Regions from separate parts of the Mus musculus genome. Here region 1 is linked to region 2. A link is a loop called in an ENCODE intact Hi-C map of the cell type or tissue named here. Cell type or tissue: left cerebral cortex. All regions are shown on one strand. Links, peaks and the distances in the headings refer to the core of each region. The heading gives the core; the rest is flanking DNA.

The links. A loop is a pair of places that touch in the nucleus more often than their neighbours do. Peaks named below come from ENCODE experiments on the same cell type or tissue, not always from the same donor. Only the 100,000 strongest peaks of a DNase experiment are listed, where the experiment ranks them.
Region 1: a loop joins it to region 2, with 2.5 times the contacts of the local background. A loop is called at or near these places in 1 of 42 quality-filtered maps.

The regions. Positions count from the first base shown.
Region 1 is chr15:81,693,604-81,703,542 of GRCm38, reverse strand. It overlaps Chadl (chondroadherin-like), which reads left to right and starts at 6,256. Exons shown (of 6, transcript NM_001164320.1): 1 at 6,256-6,314; 2 at 7,519-7,693; 3 at 8,300-9,939. The coding sequence starts at 6,307. In left cerebral cortex, for the core only: a CTCF peak has its summit at 5,467 (motif pointing left); DNase peaks (open chromatin) are centred at 5,453 and 6,183.
Region 2 is chr15:81,807,684-81,817,622 of GRCm38, reverse strand. It overlaps Tef (thyrotroph embryonic factor), which reads right to left and starts at 6,209. Exons shown (of 4, transcript NM_017376.3): 1 at 5,903-6,209; 2 at 2,362-2,679. The coding sequence starts at 6,053. In left cerebral cortex, for the core only: a CTCF peak has its summit at 5,056; DNase peaks (open chromatin) are centred at 4,784, 5,029, 6,247, 6,634 and 2 more places; H3K4me3 peaks cover 2,876 bases; H3K27ac peaks cover 4,613 bases.

The DNA of each region.
Region 1 (9,939 bases), core at 2,916-7,915, 120 kb after region 2:
TGCATTGTTATCTTGGCTACATGTGTGCTTATGTGAGGGTATCAGATCTTGGGATTAGAGTTATGAGCCACCATGTAGATACTGGGGTTTGAACCCAGGTCCTCTGGAAAAGCTATCAGTGCTCTTAACCACTAATCCATCTCTACAGTCACAAAGCTGCTAGTTTTGTTTCTCAGGATAGAGTTTCTCTGTATAGCCTCGGCTGTACTGAAACTGCAGACCATGCTGCCCTCTAATTCAGACATCCACCTGCCCCTGCCTTTCAAGTGCTGGGATTAAAGGCGTGTGCCACCACCACATGAAGTATGAAAAAGATATTAGCAGTGTACACACATAAAATTGAGGGGCTGGGGAGATGCTCAGCAGGTGAGGTCATTTATCTCTAAGCGCAACAACCAGAATCCAGTCCCTGAGGCCCATGTAGTGGGAGGGGTGCTCCTGCTCTTTATGTTCTAATCTCCACAGATAGACTGCGGCTGTGCACACTCCTATACACATACATACCCTGTAAGCATTTCACATTACAAGATGAACCGGGCGGTGGTGGTGATGCAGAGGCAGGCAGTTTTGGCCAGCCTGGTCTAAAGATCAAGTCCCAGGACAGTCTAGGTTTACACAGGAAAACCCTGTCTGGGGAAAAGAAGCAAGACAAAAGTCCAAAAGGGAACAAAGATGTCAGTCAGTGCTTGCCTAACATGCATGAAGCCTGGGCGTAAACACACTGCACACAAGTGGAGGCAGAAGGATCCGAGTTTACAAAGTTCTCTCAGTTGCATATTGAGTTCTGGGCTACATGAGACCCTATCTCAAAAACTCAAAAAATAAAAGCTGGAAGGATCATAGAGTATGACCAAGGTAAGGCTTGGAGATGCAGGATAGTTCACAGCATTCTAATAACCACAAAGCTGGAGCAGAAACAGCTGAGGTTTGAAGTCAGGGCTGCAGTGTAGGCTCAGTGGTTCAAAGCATTTGCTGTTCCCACAAAGGATCCGGTGTGTTTCTGGGCACCCGCATGGCATTTCACAATTCTAGTCCTAGGGGATCCGAAGCCCTTTGACCTCTGCAGCGACCAGGCACACACATGTTGCACGGGTACCCATGCATGCGAAACATTCATACACTTAAAAGTACATAAAGCTAAAGAAGAAAAGCTGGTACCGAGCTACATGGTGATATTTTGTCTCAAAGGCACATGTGGAAGGCAGGAAGCTTGCCTAGGCTCACGGCCAGCCTAGCCTGGTTTGCATGGTTCAACTCCAGGCCAGGCAGGGCGGCCTTTAAGACTAAAAAACAAAACAAGGACTAAAAGATGGTTAAGTTTATATACTGCTCTTGCAGAGGGCCCTGAGTTCAGTTCCCAGCACCCACACATGGTAGCTCCAGAAGATCAAAGGATCTAATATCTGGCCTCTGAGGTAGTCAGCATTCATGGACTATAGCACACAGGTACACCTACTTTCAAATAAAAAGGTAACAGATTGCATATAGGAATATGGGGGGCGGGGGGCGTTAAGAGCACTGACTGCTCTTCTGAAGATCCTGAGTTCAAATCCCAGCAACCACATGGTGGCTTACAACCATCTATAATAATATCTGATGCCCTCTAATGCTGTGTCTGAGAAGACAGCTACAGTGTATTCATCCATAAAAATACTTAAAAAAAAAAAAAAAGATGGGAGGGCTAGAGAGATGGCTCAGTGATTAAGAGCACTGACTGCTCTTCTAGAGGTTCTGAGTTTAATTCCCAGCAAACACATGGTGGCTCACAACCATCTGTAATGGAATCTAGTGCCCTCTTCTGGTGTGTCTGAAGACAGCAATGGTATACTCATACATAAAATAAATCTTAAAAAAAAAAAAAACAGGGCTGGAGAGATGGCTCAGGGGTTAAGAGCACTGGCTGCTTTTCCAAAGGTCCTGAGTTCAATTCCCAGCAACCACGTGGTGGCTCACAACCATCTATAATGAGGTCTGGTGCCCTCTTCTGGTGCGTAGGCATACATGCAGGCAGAACATTGTATACATAATAAATAAATCTTTAAAAAACATGTAAAATTTAAAAAAACATATGGGCTGGAGAGATGGCTTAGCATTTAAGAGCACTGACTCTTAACTCTTCCAAAGGTACTGAGTTCAAATCCCAGCAACCACACGATGGCTCACAACCATCCATAACGAGATCTGACTCACTCTTCTCGAGTGTCTGAAGACAGCTACAGTGTACTTACATATAATGAATAAATAAATCTAAATATATATACATATATATATATATGTATGTATGAACCTAGCTATGCTAGCTCACACCTTTAATCCCAGCACTCAGGATACAGAAGCAGGTGGATCTGAGAGTTCAAGGCCAGCCTGGTCTACAGAGAGAGTTCCAGGACACTCAGGGCAGTTAGGGCTTCACAAAGAAACCAGGTCTTGAAAACTATTTTTTAAAAAAATGCACTTTTGGAGAGATGGCTAAATGGTTAATAGCCACACTTGTTACCCTTACAGAGAAGCCGAGTTCAGTTCCCAGCGCCCCTGTGGCCATTCCGCAGAGGAACAATCTGCAAGAGGCAAGAAGGCAGTTTGCTTCAACACAACCAAGTAGCTATCGATTCAAACTTTGGGGGAGTTTATTTTAGGCACACTTAATGACAACAATCTGTAAAGTACACGGACACGTTCAGAAGATCGGTTCTAGAGGCTGAGAAAAACAAGCTCACACCGGTCTGGGGGAGGATCCCACGTGATCTTGGCCACACAGATAAGTGTAAAGGTCACCCGGCTATTAACCAGCCTTCTGGGTGGGTAAAAGGTTAAGCATCCTTTCCTTTGAAGGAACAACCCAAGAGTTGTTCTAATGCTGATCTGTGAAATCTCTGTGCCTCCTACAGCTCAAAACCTTACAACAAAACAAAAACATGATTTGGGGCTAGGGAGAGGGCTCAGAAGTTAAGCATAGATACTGCTCTTGCAGAGGGCATAGGTTCAGAACCCACCTAGGAGCTCACAATAGCCTTTAAGTCAAATTTCAGAGGGTTCAACTCACTCTTCTGCCCTCCATGGCTGCATGAATGCACTTGATCTGCATATACTCAAGCGAGGAAAGGTATGAAATTACCTTACTGTTGTAAAAGCCAGAGAAGGCCCACAGCTCACACCCTAAAGGAGAAAACGGAACTGCTTGGGTGTGGTGATCCACATGGTTGGGGAGTGAGGCAGAAAGATTGCTGTGAGTTTGAGAACAGCCTAGACTGCAGTGTTCAGAGTAAGATTTCATCTGGGGGGTGGGGGGGCAGGAGGCAAAACTTTACAAGACAAAGATGTCCACTTACAAGTGGTGCATACCTTTAATCCCCACACTTTGGGAGGCAGATATCCAGTTCAAGGCCAGCCTGGTCTACAAAGTGAATCCAGGACAGCCAGGGCTACACAAAGAAGAAACCCTTTCTCAAACAGAAAATAAAAGCGCATACTGCTCTAACAGAGGACCTGAGTTCCATTACTAGCACCCATGTCAGGTAACTCACAACTTCCTGTAACTCTAGCTCCAGAGAATCCAGTGCCCTCTTCTGAACTCCCTGGGTACCTACATTCATGCACATACCCACACACATAATTTTGAAATAGGGTTTCTCTGTGTAGCCCTGTAGTACTCTGTAGACCAGGCTTGGCCTTGAACTCAGAGACCCTCCTGTCTCTGCCTCCTGAGTACTGTGGTAAAGGTGTGTGCTATCTATCACTGCCTGGATTTGAGCTCTGGAATTTAAAGCCAGCTTATGAAATAGAGATGCCATCTGAAAAGAGAGGAGGAGGAGGAAGGAGGAGAAGAGGAGGAGGAGGAGGAAAAAAAGGAAGAGGAGGAAGAAGAGGAAGAAGAGGAAGAAGGAGAAGAGGAGGAGGAGGAAGCGGAAGAGAGAAGAATGGAATGGCACTCATTGTTTGGACCAGAGAGCACACGTACTTTTCAAGAGAAATGAATTTTAAGCTATTCTAATGAATTGCCGTAGGATTGCCCTTCATCAACAGCTGTACTACCGGCTTATACTCCATAGAAATGAAAGCAAAGATACAAATGAACACTGTGCACTAGTTCTTTAGATCTATTCTCAGGCTAGAATCAAGAGGTAGAAGCAACCCAGTGTCGCATCCGCCAGAGGACTAAGCTGAACAAAGCAAAGCCGCTCATACAAGGGAGGTCCTCTGCCACAGAGCCGACGGGACTTCCGTTGGATATAAAACGGAGGTGGAGGAGATGAGTAGTTAAGCTCACTTACATTTAGTATGTTTGTGGTATATTCATCCATACATTGGATATTTTGTAGCAATAGGAAAGGCTTAGTTTTTTACATCCCTGCCCCCTGGCCTTGAGATAGGCATACACCTTTTATCCCAGTCGTTGTGAGTCAAAGGATGAGGATCTTGTGTTCTGAGTACTCCTTGGCTACAGTGTATTGAAGGCTAGCCTGGGCTATGTGAGACATTCTTAAAATACACCCAGGCATGCTGGGCAGTGGTGGCGCACGCCCTTAATCCCAGCACTTGGGAGGCAGAGACAGGCAGATTTCTGAGTTCAAGACCAGCCTGGTCTACAGAGTGAGTTCCAGGACAGCCAAGGCTATACAGAGAAACCCTGTCTCAAAAACCTAAATAAATAAATAAACCAACCAACCAACTACGTATCTCAGTGGTGATGGCACATACCTTTTGTCCCAGCACTTCAAAGCTGGAGCCAGAGACAAGAGCCATCTCAGATGCATAGCAACTTTGAATCCACCCAGGATTACACAACACCAGGATTACACAACACTGAAAACTGAAAGCTGCCATGCACCAGAACCACGGGTCTGAAATGTATGTGAGTGTCTGCTGGGATCCAGCTGTGCTGTCTCTTGATGCAGAGTGTCTGTGGGTTGGTTTGTTTTTTAGACAGTGTCACACTATGTAGCTGTGTCTGGTTGTTAGTTCCTGGAACTAAAGGTGTGTACTACCATATCCAGCCTTGGAAGTTTTGAAATATATACATATATATCCTCCAGAGATGCATGCTTAAATACACCTTTTCTTTTTCTTTTTCTTTCTTTTTTTTTTTTTTTCCGAGACAGGGTTTCTCTGTGTAGCCCTGGCTGTCTGGAACTCACTTTGTAGACCAGGCTGGCCTCGAACTCAGAAATCCGCCTGCCTCTGCCTCCCGAATGCTGGGATTAAAGGCCTGTGCCACCACGCCCGGCTACCTTTTATTTTCAGGACAAGGTTTCAGTGATCCCAGGCTGGCCTTTAACTTTCTATGTAGCCAAAGTCTGGCCTTGAATTTCTAACTCCACTAACAGAAAAAAGGGGAGGGGAGAAGAGGAGCTGTAAAAATATCTAAGACAGGACTAGACAGGGGGCTCATTGTAGAGGACCTGGGTTCAAATCCCTCACATGGAGGTTGACATATCTGTGATTCTACTTTGGAGGCTCTGGCGCCCTCTTCTGGTCTCTATGGGTACCAGCCATGCTTCAATGCACTCTACACATATAGACCACTCACATATAAAGTTAAAAAAAAAAAAAAACTAAAAAAATGTAAAATATCTCAGATGAACCGGTAAGTCTGGTATGTTCTTTAACCCTTCTAGTTCCATCTCCTAAGGTGTACACAACCACCTGGTTTACGCCTTAGGTCTGTTTATAGAATGAAACACCATATAATCCATTAGAAAGTGGATATAACGCTAGGCACCAATTTGGATATCCTCAATAATACGTTCACATGAGAAGGAGAATAGTTGCAGGATACAGATTTATGTGTGTGTAGCAGCTTCAGTGTGTGTGAGTGCATAAGCTCACGGAAAGGAAGGAGTTAAGGGCTCCCCTGTGCCTGGGTTCCAGGCTCCTACCTTAACTCCTGCAGCAACCTCCTGAGCTAGCTTTTAACTTTCAGTTGCTGAATAGTTCTTCCTAGGGTCGCGCGGAGTCCACAGGAGCCCAGTGATGCTCACCCACCAAAAGGCTCCTCCAGACACCACCCCCCCCATCTCCATCGCCACCCATGCCCACCGGCCAGTCCAAGGACTCAGGCCTGAGCCACGTTGTTAAGCCTGTGCTGCAATGGCAGCCTGTAACTCCAGCCTCTGCTCCCACCCCCTGCCCACAGGCTGGGGAAGCCCCAGCTCGGCTGGGCTGCTTACAATGCTTCCCATTCAGCTCGGTCCTGGCTGCCAAGCCCATGGGCAAAGGGGGGTGGGTACTGCCGGTGGCCAGGCAAGGACTGTCCCTGGTCTTTCCCTTGTGTGGGGCCTCCAGACAAGGCTGGCAGTTCCAGTCGGCATGGAGAGGTGAGTTTTGGGGCCCAGGGAGTTAGAACTAGATGGCTAGAGAGGGTCAGTTATCTGCTTGTGCCTCTGAGAGGCCAGCTATGGAGCCACGGGATCCTCCTGTACCTGAGGTTCCCCAGAGGTGGCCCCTAAACCAACCCCAGAGGTAGCTGTGCCTGTGCATCCTGTGGGGGTAGTGCTTTGTAGCCTTATGAAGTGGGATCTGTGGCAGTCCTCTTCGCCCTGAACCTTTTTCCTCTTCAGTTATCAGCCTAATAGGCCTCCTTCCTACCCTGACCCTCAAGCCAGAATCTAGAGAAGGCCGTCAGCGCTGAGAAAGGGGTGACTTCTGGGACTAAAAGGAGACAAAGCCAGACAGTAACAATCCTGGGAGCAACTACAGGGAGGTCCGTGGGATCAGGGAAGGCAGCTCAGAACTTACCTGCGACCCAAGCATATACCAGGGGGAGCTGAGTGAATTCGCTGCTGCTCGGTTTGAACAGTGGTGCCACTCAAGGTGTGTGTTGGAGAATCTAGACATTCTTCTTGAGGCACCAGGAATTTGGGACTTTTCACTCACAGGGACAGCGAGACACTAGGGAGGTTTCTGGAAAATTCCCTCTGGCTGTTGGGTGGAACAGGGGTGGGAAGAGGCCAGGAGAGCCATGGTGGCAACAATCATCCCTAAGAAGAAATGGGCAAGTGGCTGGAGTTGCAAGGTGGAGAGATGGACAGGTAGGTGGGTGCATCAATAAATAGACATGAGACCTACCTTGCCACCTCCCCCGTAGTACATAACTCAGGCCCTCAGTTCCCCTGTCACAGGCCAGTCAGCTGTGTGGACTCAGGTAACACGAGGACAAAGGGGAAGCAGGCACAGAGGCTTGGGCTGCCTGCTTTACCGAGACAGCATCTCTCAGGCTCTTCAGCATCTGGACCTCCTAGTCCACCCTAAAACCTGGGCTAGGTCTGGGCCTTCCCTCCTGCTGCCAAACCAGGGCTGATAACAGAAGCTCCTCTTCCCTCCCCCCATATGACGTGAGGGAAGAGAACCAAGCCGTAGCACTTTCCTGTGCCCAGAGAATGAAGGCCTGAGTCCGGAGTGGGCTGTCCTGGGTCAGGGGTTCAGTGCCCACTAGCATTGGTGTTCCCCATGGACAGCAGCACTCTGTCTGTTTCTCTCTGTCTCTCTCTCTCCCCCGCCCCTTCCTCCCTTCTCTCCCAGGCCCCAGAGCTCCATCTGGGTCTTTATGCTGTTGCTGTTCATGGTGTTGCTCCAGAGCCCAGCCTGGCACGTAGCTGCCCAGCGATGCCCACAGACCTGTGTCTGCGACAACTCAAGACGGCATGTTACCTGCCGGCACCAGAACCTCACCGAGGTGCCAAACACCATCCCTGAGGTCAGGAGAGGGAAAATCCTGGCATGGGTTGGCAGTGTGGCAAGAAAGAGTGGCAGGAGCCTGGGCTACACCAATGGCTCTACCACTGGCTGGCTGGTTCCTGCTTCTTGAGCCTGGGTTATCTAGGTCTGAATGGGAAGAAAAATAACCAGTGAGGGCCAAATCCAATGACACACACACCTTTAACCCCAGGACTCAGGAGGCAGAGGCAGGCAGGTCTCTGAGTTCAAGACCAGCCTGGTCTACAGAGTGAGGTCCAAGCTAACCAGACCCAGGTTTACAACAAATAGCAACAACAAAAATAAACTAAACAAGCCAATAGCAGTATAATTTATTTAAAATCCTTTTCGTGTGGCTGAGATACCTAGATGACCTGCAAATAATAATGTATTTGTGTCAGGTCCTGGGGTGAACTGGGGCGGGGGGTGTCTGGATAAGAAACTTTTTTGCCCGGTGGTGTTATGAACTAATGGGTAAGTAAGGCAAGAAGAAACGGATCACAGTAAGGGCTGCTCTGTGGCTAAAGAGACTCGGAAAGATGATGGGGAGAGGCCAAGGCTCGAGTGCCCATGTGGCTCATTCTCCCTTCCCCTCTCCTGTCCCCAGCTGACCCAGAGGCTGGACCTCCAGGGCAATATACTGAAGGTCCTCCCTGCAGCGGCCTTCCAGGACCTGCCCCACCTCACGCATCTGGACCTGCGGAACTGTCAGGTGGAGATGGTGGCCGAGGGTGCCTTCCGTGGCCTGGGTCGCCTGCTCCTCCTCAACCTGGCTTCCAACCGCCTGAGCACCCTGCCCCAGGAGGCGCTGGACGGGCTGGGCTCGCTGAGGCGCCTGGAGCTGGAGGGGAACATGTTGGAGGAGCTGCGCCCGGGGACCTTCGGCGCCCTGGGCTCGCTGACCACTCTCAACTTGGCCCACAACGCCCTGGTCTACCTGCCCGCCATGGCCTTCCAGGGGCTGCTGCGCACCCGCTGGCTGCAGCTGTCTCACAATGCGCTCAGCGTCCTGGCCCCCGAGGCTCTGGCCGGCCTGCCGGCGCTGCGCCGTCTCAGCCTGCACCACAACGAGCTGCAGGCCCTGCCCGGGGCCGCCCTGTCCCAGGCCCGCAGCCTGGCGCGGCTGGAGCTGGGTCACAACCCGCTCACCTACACGGGAGAGGAGGACGGCCTGGCGCTGCCCGGCCTGCGGGAGCTCGCACTGGACCACGGGTCCCTGCAGGCCCTGGGGCCCCGGGCCTTCGCCCACTGCCCGCGCCTGCACACCCTCGACCTCCGCGGGAACCAGCTCACCACCCTGCCCCCGCTACAGGTCCCCGGCCAGCTGCGCCGCCTGCGGCTGCAGGGCAACCCGCTGTGGTGCGCCTGCCACGCACGGCCCCTGCTCGAGTGGCTGGTGCGCGCTCGGGTGCGCTCGGATGGCGCGTGCCGGGGCCCGCGGCGCCTGCGAGGCGAGGCCCTGGATACGCTGCGGCCCTCTGACCTGCGCTGCCCGGGCGACGCGGCGGCGGGGGACGGGGATGGGGACGAGGACGAGGACCGGCCGGCCGGTCCCCGCGCTCCTCCTCTTCGCTCCCCGCACGGAGAGGCCGCGTGGGCCACGCCCTGCCCTCCAGCCTGCGCGTGCGTCGCCGAGACCCGGCACAGCACTTGCGACGGCCGCGGCCTGCAGGCCGTGCCCCGCGGCTTCCCCAACGACACCCAGCTCCTGGACCTGAGGCGCAACCACTTCCCCTCGGTGCCCCGCGCGGCCTTCCCGGGCTTGCGCCACTTGGTGTCGCTGCACCTGCAGCACTGCGGCGTCGCGGAGCTGGAGCCCGGCGCCTTGGCCGGCCTGGACCGCCTGCTCTATCTCTACCTCTCCCACAACCAGCTCTCGGGCCTGAGCGCCGCCGCCCTCGAAGGGGCCCCCAACCTGGGCTACCTGTACCTGGAGCACAACCGCTTCCTGAGGATCCCGGGGACCGCTCTGCGGGCCCTACCCACCCTTGTCTCGCTACACCTCCAGGACAACGCGGTGGACCGCCTGGCGCCCGGGGATCTGGCAGGAGCGCGGGCTTTGCGCTGCCTTTACCTGAGTGGCAATCACATCACCCAGGTTTCACCCGGGGCGCTCGGTCCAGCGCGGGAGCTGGAGAAGCTGCACCTCGACAGAAACCGGCTGCGAGAGGTGCCGACTGGAGCCTTGGAGGGGCTGCCGGCGCTCAAGGAGCTGCAGCTCTCGGGGAACCCGCTCCGGGCTCTTCC
Region 2 (9,939 bases), core at 1,968-6,967:
AGCTCAGCTATTAACAAATGTAATCTATGGTGATAAAAACCGGGATTGCCTTTGAGAAGCTAACTGCCCAGAGTCACAGGCACATCATGGATACCAACACAGTTCTGCATCCTGATTTGGACAGTACTGACGTGGGTGGTTCACCCTGTGAGGATCCACTGAGCTGTACACTGATATGGACTGAGTATGGTGCCACATGCCTTTATTACCAGTTCTTGGGGACAGAGGCAGGCAGGTCTCTGTGATGTACTATCAATTCTACATGTAAAGTGTTTAAACATTCTTTAATGTGTCTACACGAGTGTGTGTCCATGTCAGGGCCAGAGTTTAATGCTGGGCATCTTTCTCAATCACTCTACCTTTTTTAACCTTTCACTCGTTTTTTTTTCTAGGTGTGTGCATCTGCACACATTATCATGCAGCATGTTTGAAGGCCAGAGGACAACTTACAAGAGCTGTTTATCTCCTCCCACTGTGTGGGTCCTGGGGCTCAGCTGTCCTTACTATACATACAGTGGACCCAAAATTGAGTCCCACCACCCCATCAAACTTCATGGAAAATTCCTTTTTCTGCTGAGCCATCTTGCCAGTTCACTCTTCCTTCTTTTTTGAGATAGGGTCTCTCACAGAGCCTGAGTTGTCTCTACAGCCTGGCTGCCCGAAGTGTCTGGCCGCCGCAGTGCCACACCCACAGGTGTTAGGGGTCTGAACTGTCTACTGATTTACTGACTTACTACTAAGCCATGTCTGTTTTTTCTTTCCGTTTATTTACTTCATGTGTATGAATGTTCTATTTCCATGCATGTGCATACACCACGTGCATGACTGTTGAATCCTTTGGAACTGGTGTTATAAATGGTTGTGAGATACAATGTGGGTGTTGGGAACCAAACTCAGGTCCTCTATAGGAACACTAAATGATCTTAATGGCTGAGCCATTTCTCCAAATCATTTCCTTTGTCTTTAATTTTTATTTAATTAAAATTTATTTTGCAGTGCTGAGAAAGAAACCCAAGCAAGGCTTTTAAAAAATATTTATTTTGTATCTATGCATGTCTGTCTGTATACCACATGCATACCTGTTACCCAAAGGGGCCAGAAGTGGGTGTTAGATGCCCTGGGACTAGATAGTTACAGATAGTTGTAAGCCACCATGTATGTGCTGGGAATCCAAACCCGGGTCTTCTGGAAGAGCAACCAACACTCTTAAGTGCAGAGCCATCTTTCCAGTCTAGAACCCAAGGTTCTGTGCCTGCTAAACAAGCCCCCAGCCACTGAATTATTGAACTTGTGATCCTCCTGCCTCAGCCTTCTGTGTAATAAGGATTACAGATGTATTGGGGCTGCAGAGATACAGTGGCTAAAACCATGTGCTGCTTTTGCAGTAAACCTGAGTTCAGTTCCCAGCATCCATGTGTTAGCCCCCATAATTAAAAATAATAAATCTAAAAGGATATTTCAGATACACAGTAAAATGCTCTAACAGTGATATACACTCCAACTTCTTACTTTCTATATTTTATTTGAAAACTTTCCCTTTTGAAAAGTTAAAACAGAAACCTACCATGAGAGCTTTGTGGTGTGGGTCCCGGAAGGTACCTGCCATCGTGTCTCGAAGACTACAGAAACTCTGCATGGCTTCTGGACAGGGAGACAAACCTTCCCCAGTGGGTTTATGTTCAGATATGAAAGCAAATCAACCAAAACCAAAGCCAACCAACCAACCAACCAAACAAACAAAAAACAACCTCCAAGCCAAAACAGTCTTTAGATCCTGAAGGATTTTGTTTTTGTTTTGTTTTAAAGCAGTGGGAATATCATTTGTGCTAGTGCCTGAGCAGTACCTGCCTGTGCAGATGAGTGTCTTGGGTTCAAATGCTACATCAATACCTTTCAGCTGGGTGACTTGGGCGAGTTTCTTCCTTCTCTGTGCCTCAGTGTCCTCATCTAATCTTGTAAGATTGTATTGATGGCTTTTTGTTAAAGCTGGAAATAGACTTAGTCCTAAGTAAGTGTTAGCGTACAGTCAGGATGACAGTAACAGTGCTGTTTAGTAGTGTTGCCTAAACCTCCCAAGAATCTGTGGCCAAAATACAGCATCAAATGAAAATAGGACTCCTCCAGCAGAGCTACGCCTGGGCACTCACTCCGCATCCTCAGCAGTGCCCCAGCAAAGGAAGACTGCTGCCATGGTGACTGTTTTATCCCAGCCTTACAGACAGTACTCAAGGGTTCCTCTAGTCTGCAGCCCACCAGGCCTGCTTCAGAAAAGGGGCACACAAGAGAGTGGACAGTGGGACTCAGGTGGAAGTGGGCACCTTAGCTGAGACAGGTGGGCCTTCCCAGAGTCGTGTCACCAACCTGTGCTGGACACGGTTTCCGAGGGCTGAAAGATGGCAGTAGAGGAAGATGGTGGCGATGCCGTGGAAGAGCTGGCAGACTCCTTTCCTTCAAGCTCTGCCACAGGCAGCAGCAGGTTCTGTGCCAGGTGGGTGGGGCTGGCAGGGATGCCGTTCTCCAGCAGGAACTCATCCAGGTCCATGTACTCGAGGTGGAAGGACTCGCCATCGTAGGGGATGGTCTTGTCCCAGATGGGTGGCATGAGGGAGGCAGAGACGGCCATGGTACTGGCTGCTGCTGACTCGTCTTCCTCCAGCTTTTCCTTCCCCTTTTCCTTATCTGCAAACAAAATCTATGATGAGACACTACACAAGAGAGTAACTTATCCCATGATGGCGTCAGTGAGCCTTGGAGAAGACCCATCTTCCTCAGAGGCCTGTTTCCATCCAAACCCTACATATATGTTTCAAGAACACATCCTGTCTTCTCACTGCACCCTGATGAACTAAGCAGGCTGGTCTCCTTGGGGAGTGGTACTACATTCTCTTCTGTGTCTGGCCTTTGTGAAATGCTAGCTGCATATTCTGAGGCATGAGGAGGTCCCAGAGTTAATACAAAATAGACTGTGGGCAGGCATCTATAGGAGAGGCTAGGAGGAAGGAAGTGATGCTTCTGACCTTTACTGATATCTTAGTATGGAAAGGGCTGAGATCCCCAAGCCAATAACTTCTAGGTTCCCCCGTCCTTTCCCCTGCAGTTAGGTTTCTCCATAGCAACCCAGGGCTGCTACCCACTAGCTGTGGGACATGTGACCAGATCCATGTTACTTAACCTGAGTGTGTTTCACTGTCGCCTATTTTGTGAAGAACAGAGACAGCATGTGAAAATGACTATTACCAAGTGCATGTACACAGTACACATTCGTTATTGCTATGAGCTCACTGAGGGCACGGACTGTGTTGCATTCAGTTCCAGATTTCAGAGGCCAACAAAGAGGCTAAGCAATGGCTGTGGGAGCCTGTGCAATGCCTGGAGAACACTGGACTTTCAGACAAATTGGCTTCAGGTGACTGCAATGAGAGGCTCTGGAGCTCTTCTCAGAGCTCAGTTCAGAAGGCTTTATCCCTGAGTAAGCAGAAAAGACTGGGGGCAGGTTTCCTGGGAGGAGGGAGAAGGGAGGAGCTGAAGAAGAAAGACTGCTTCTATTCAAAGCAAAGCTAATCAATTAGTGAAGACCAAATCCCCCATGTCTTAGTCAAAAGGTTATGCGCATGGATATCCAAGAGGGGGCAATTAAGAAAAAAAAATACAGAGAAATGTGACAAGACAAGAAGGCAATCAGAGTGAGAAAGAGGCTCATCAGAGAAGTGGGAGATGATCATGACACGTTCATAATAGGTTTTCAAAATTGAAGGAGACAACTTTGAACCCTGGATTTAGAAGTAAAAAAAAAAAGAGAGACACATCAAATATTATTATGTTGGAGGAAAACCAGCCATGCTTGGGTCCCAAGAGCAGACAGCCAAAAGGGAGCCATTAGTCCAAGAACAATGACCAGACCCCGTGAGTTGGAGATTCTCATAAGCACAACTTGCTCATAGCTTGTAATATGATTTAACATCAATTCTTATGGCTGCCTTTTTAATTTAATTTTTTAAAACCAGGCTTTGATTTAAAAACAACTGGGAGGCAACAAAACTCCCAGCCTATGGGCTGGGTGGGCCAGATGGTCTCTCTGAGTCCACATTCTGTTCAGAAACGACTGGACCAGTCGGGTGGGGTCACTTGGGATCAAAAGAGGTAAGAGAAGCAAGGAGATAAAAAGCAGCTTGACAGAAGGACAAGCAACAGGAAGTTCCTCATTTTGCCTGACTAAAGCAATTAAAACATTTTTTTTCCTGATTTTCTGAGATAGGGTCATGAAATCCGGGGTGACTTCAAACTTGATGTGCATCAGAGGATGACCTTGAACTAGTGGTCCCCCTGCCTCTACCTCTCCAGTGCTGAGATTGCAAACAAGCACCACTACAATCAGTCAGGCTATCACAATCCAGTGTTTGTAAGGTCAAGTTTTAAATTAATTTCAAAAGGTAAATGACCGACGTGTCCAGGACTTAAATCACAGGGACTGACACCAGTGGTTTGTCAGTTTCATACAACAGAAAGAACACCAAACCAAGAGCCAGAAGGCCCACCCATGTGACCTTGAGAAACCATCTATGCCTCTCAGGAGTCTCAACTTTCCTCACCTAGAAGTGGAGAGGTAGTAACCCAAACAAGATAAGACTATGTCAAAATGCTTTGTGAGTGTGGGCAAATGCAAAGCAAAACCCCAGTATGGCCTGGTCCTCTCTGGTGAGCTTAGGCAAGAGCTGCCAGATGTGAGCACCAGCCCTTGCAGTTTGTCTTACACTCAGATCTGGATGGAGTCATCACCTTCATACAAACAAAAGCGTTTGTGCACATGAGGTCCTGAGGCAGGAGGAGAGAATCTAGCCTCACCTGATGAGCAGAAGCTATTTATAACGTAACAGGGACAACCATAAGCACAGCAGCCCCAGAACACACCCAAGGAAAGAAACAACAGCATTTTAGAAAGGGAAATGAGATCCCTGATACAAGCAATCCACAAACAGCCAAGTCCTTCCCAGATACCCTAATTAAGCTGAGCTCTTGGAAATCTGAAGATCTCAGACTGAAAGCACACATCAATGGACCTAAAACCCCACAATAGGTGGCAGTCCTGCTGCTCTTCCAGGCCAAATACCCAGGCCAAGTCTGCTTTCCACACCAGGCCCCAGGGACTCTTGTGGCCTGGGCAATTCGATGAAGCCCGGTCCTGCTATTGTGATTCCCAACAATCAACCAGGAGAAGGACCTGAGTGGCCACATTCTAACCCTCATCACAGCCCTACTTTGCCCAGCCTTCATTCCCTTAATTTTTTTTTAAACCAGGCTTTGATTTAAAAACAACTGGGAGACACTACCGACCCTCATCTCAAATTGCCTCCTCCATCCACACCTCCCAGGGATGCATTTCCAGTAAAGCACCACCGTGGACCTGCTCACTGTCCACTCGTAGAGAGGAGGAATCGTCTTCCTCCAGGACGGACCAAAGACATACAAAGGCCATCTGCTATACTGATCAGGGCCTCTCAAACTTTGGTGGTGAACTCTGCACCCACGAGGGTGCAGTGGAGTGTTTCTTAAAATACACGCTCTGTCTCAAGATCCGCAGACTAGGTGAGGTCCAGGAACCCGCATTTGAAGGCAAGCAGTATCCTCAGGATTTGGATGCAGGCGGCCCCACTGGAGCCCCCTCTAAGTGGCGGCTTCCTTGCAAAGTTCTGTTGACTTGTCCTTTCCAGATCACCCCCTGACTTTCTCTCTGGGCTAGAGGCCTAGTCCAGCAGGCCCCTAGTCATGCCCGGGCCCGCATAAACACCACACCACTGGACCGCTTCACCCTGACCTCTGACCCGGCCCGGGCCGGCCCGCCCCCACAAGGCCCCGCCTTTACAGAAACCCCGCCCCCAGACACGCGCGAGCCCCCCCCCCTCACCGAGGCGCGTCTCGCGCGGGGGGTTCTCCATCAGCTTCTTCAGGACCAGAGGGAAGGAGCCCGACAGGCCCCGTTCTCCAGCTGCACGCCCCGGGCCCGGCCCCGCCTGAGGCTCCACAGGCGGCTTCTTCCCGCCGCCCGCGTCGGACATCGTGCCCTGCGCCCCACTCGTGCGCCTCGCCTCCCCCGCCCGCACCCCGAGACGGGCCGGAGCGGCTCGACCCGCCGCAGCTGCTGACACGGGCAGCACTGCGCAGACGCGCTACTGCACCCCCACCTCTCTCCATCCGCACCCCTCCCGCGGACTGGTTCCGTCTCATTCATTATTCATAAGGCCAGGCCAGCGGTCCCATAGCGTGGCTTCCGATTGGTGCGCGCTGCGTAAGGGCGGGCACAGCTCTTCAGGCTAGGATTGGCTGTGAGAACCAAACGATGTAGACACGTGCTGGGCCAGGTGAGGAGTATCGCTCCGCCTGCCCGGGAGCGTCGGGCCCTTCTGCGGAGCCCCCCTGTTCTTTTTTGGTCAGTCGCGTCCCTTTCGCCACCACTTTCGTGACTACAGGTTTCCTCCCACCTCATCGCAGCCTCCTTTTTCTCCTTCCCTCGGAGAAGCCACCTCAGAGGAAGGCGGAGCGGGGCGCGACGGCCCAGCCCCGAGGGTCACGTGGAGCGGCAGCAGATGCGGAGCCTCGCGGGGCGGGGCAGTGAGGGAAAGGCTCGCGGCAGCCAATGGGGCAAGAGGGCGGGGCCGGCGCGATTGCACGAGGCTCTGCACGTGCGGCTGCGGCGCGGAGGGGCGGAGAGGGGCGGAGAGGGGCGGGGCTGGCTCTGGCCTAGGCCTAGCCAGGACTGGCCTGTTGTGTTGTTTGGCGGACTCTGCCCGGGGGTAAGGGGACTGGGACGTGGGTAGCCAGCCAGCGCTCCTCCCACGCTCCGCGCGAGGTTAGCGGAGGGCAGGCGGGTCCCAAGCTCCGCTGCTTCAGCGGGTGTCAGGTTGCCCACTGATTTAGGGATTGGGAGCGGGCGTGGTTGCAGAATAAACACTAGTACGGAGAGCGCATTCTTGAAACCTATCCACGAACCAGGGTCCGGACAGACTTCCGTACTACTAGCTGCTCGCTTGTGACCTTGGGAATTATCCAGTTGCTCCACGGGAGCCCATTTCCTCAGTCTTAAAAATTCAACATTGAACTAGAGTCAAAAGCAAAACAAAACATAGTTTCTGGGTTCCTTAGGAAACCTGTGAGCCGTGAAGGGGTGTGCAAACCTTCAAGATGGCTCGCAGAACTTTGTACCTCTTTGCAGTACAAGTCATACTCGGCTTCAAGCCCAGACAATACTAGACGCTCAGGGATTAAGCTCCCAGAGGGGCAGGGACTTGGCTTGTTTATACTCTGTCCCTCCGTCCCTCCCATGGCTCCCTGCCTCGGAAGGAGGAGCTGAGTCTGGCGGAAAGGCAGCCTGTGGTTCATGCGGTAGTTACAGAACACCACAATAGACAGCTAGAAGCGCATGGATTGTGTTAGGACCTGAGGAAAAAGAAATTTAGCTGAGTAAGCCCAAAGGAAGCGGCTAAAGGACGTTGGGTAGCCTTAGGAATAGAGTGATGGACTGTGAATCTAAAATACAAGATTTTGTGATGTTGATCGTTTTCTGAACCTGAATCCTCTAGCCCATTGTTCCATTTCTCCAGTCTGTTCTCCTTTTTGTCAAATGGGGAGAAAGCAGGATGTAGCCTACGGTGTTCCCATGCAAATATCTTTCCTAATTTAATCAAAATTGATGGATATAAATCCAGTGTGGAGAAAGGAAACTGCACAGGAAACCCAGGCGTTGCAGACCTGTCAGGAGGAATCTTATGTATCTAGGATCTCTTTAGGAGAAACTGGCCTAGAGGTTTTTAGCAGTAAATCTGAAAGAGTGACTCCAAGAAAATGAAGCAACATATGAAACTCTAGAAAAGAAAAGCTGGATGAGCAAGATGGCTCATGGGGTAAAGGTGATTGCTGCCAAGTCTGACAACCAGAGTTCAATCTCTGCATACCATGTGATGGCAGGAGGGACTAAATCAAAAATTGTCTTCAGACCTCCATGAACACAATAATTCCTCTTGCACACACAAATGTAACATAATATTTTTTTAAAAGAAGTAGAAATCTCCATGTGATTTGGTTCTAGAGGAACTGTCTAGACTAGACTGAAATGTACATTTTCATGGCTAACTCTTATACTGTTGAGAAGGAGAACAATTCCTAGTGTGGCAGAGGAGGACTGATAAGGTAAGAGCACATCTTGCCTGTCTATAAGGAAGATGACACATGGGAGAAGTGAAGATTCTCACTCCTGCTCTTACTCTCTCTCCATCTCCTTCCCCCTCTTTCCCCTGTCCTTACCCTCCCCCTCTCTTTTGAGCAATAGTCCCCACAAATGGATGATGGACCACCAACCTGGAACAGCTTACCTAAGCAGGTGACTAGGATGCAGGAAGGTAACAGGCCTAGGCTTCAGAAACTGATGTAGCTTTGAGTCTCTTGTCTAGAGACACTTGAGTTTCCCCTGGATAATCAAAAGGTGGATGTTCCCGAAGGAGCATGACAGGCATATTCCCTCTAGTGCTTCTTTGCAAACTGTGGGGGATGGCAGCAATCCACACCACCCTGAAGGCAGGGACATTTCTTTCTCCAGCTGACCTCACGAACCCCAGCTGCCTTTTCTGCTGTTGTCTCCTGTCATTGCTATGGTGACAGCTGTGACAGAGTAGAGGAGTAAGTGCTATGAGAAATAGTTTGCTAATTGCCATAGTGTGAAAGCCCTGTATAGAAATAGACTCCCTCACAGGAACATGTTAGTACCTGGTTAAACTTTAGAAGTATGTGGCAGCTGGGTGTGGTGGTGCACACTTTTAATCCCAGCACTTGGGAGGTAGAGGCAGAGGCAGGTATATCTCTATGTGTTCCAGGCCAGTCTGGTCTACAGAGTGAGTTCCAGGACAACCAAGGCTACATAGTGAGACCCTGTCTTTAAAGAAAGAAAAGTAGGATGTAGCAGCACACTATTTTGTATCAATAAATTTTTTGAGTTTTTTTTTTGTTTGTTTGTTTGATTGAGATAGAGTCTCGTGGATCCCAGGTTGGCTTTGAACTTGATATGTAGTTGAGGATGGCTTTGAATATATGTCCTTCTGCCAGCACCAATTTATGGAGTTCAGGAGATCAAACCCAGGCTCTGTGCGTGCTAGGCATGCAGTCTACTTACTGAGGTACATCCCTAGCCTCTAATAATAGCTTTGAATTAATCACTTATTTAGTGCTCGAATATGTGTGCGCACACATGTCATAGGAAACGTTTGGAGGCTAGAGGATAACTCTTGGAAGTCTGTTCTCCTTTACCATGGTTCTAAGGAATTAGATTGCCAAGGATAGTGGCAAATGCTTTGTCCCACTGAGCCATCAGCTAGTCAATTATAGTGAGTTTGTTTTTGTTTTTAGAGAGGGTGGGTTTGAGACAGAATCTCACTGTGTAGCTCTGCACTGGCTTGGGATTCACTATTTGTAGACCAGGCTATCCTCAGACTCACAAAGATCTACCTACCCCTGCCTCTCAAGTGCTGGGATTAAAGGCATTGCTGTGCCAGCCCAATAATAGTTTTTCAGTACAATGCCTGCCTCAGGATGCCTGGAACAGCTGGGACTCGGGCCTTGAGAGGAGACCTGAGGAGACCTTCCTCTCAGTCAATGACCTGCTTATAGCACTGTGCAAATGGCTTCTGCGCCTCACTCATTTTCCTCTGGGAAGCAGATGGAGACTCCTCCTGAATAGGGGCTGTGGAGATGGTCTGTGCTAAGCACTGGCAGGTACCCGCCTATGTGATATGTGAGACGGATGGGTGGGCATCCACTCAGCCTCTTCCTTGCAGTCAGGATGTCTTGGTTCAGGAGTTGTTTTGTGTATGATGATAAGAATAGGGTATAGAGTCTAAACCAGAGCCAGAATGGGGTGAGAAATATTATTTACCAGGACAGGAAGGGTTTTAGGTT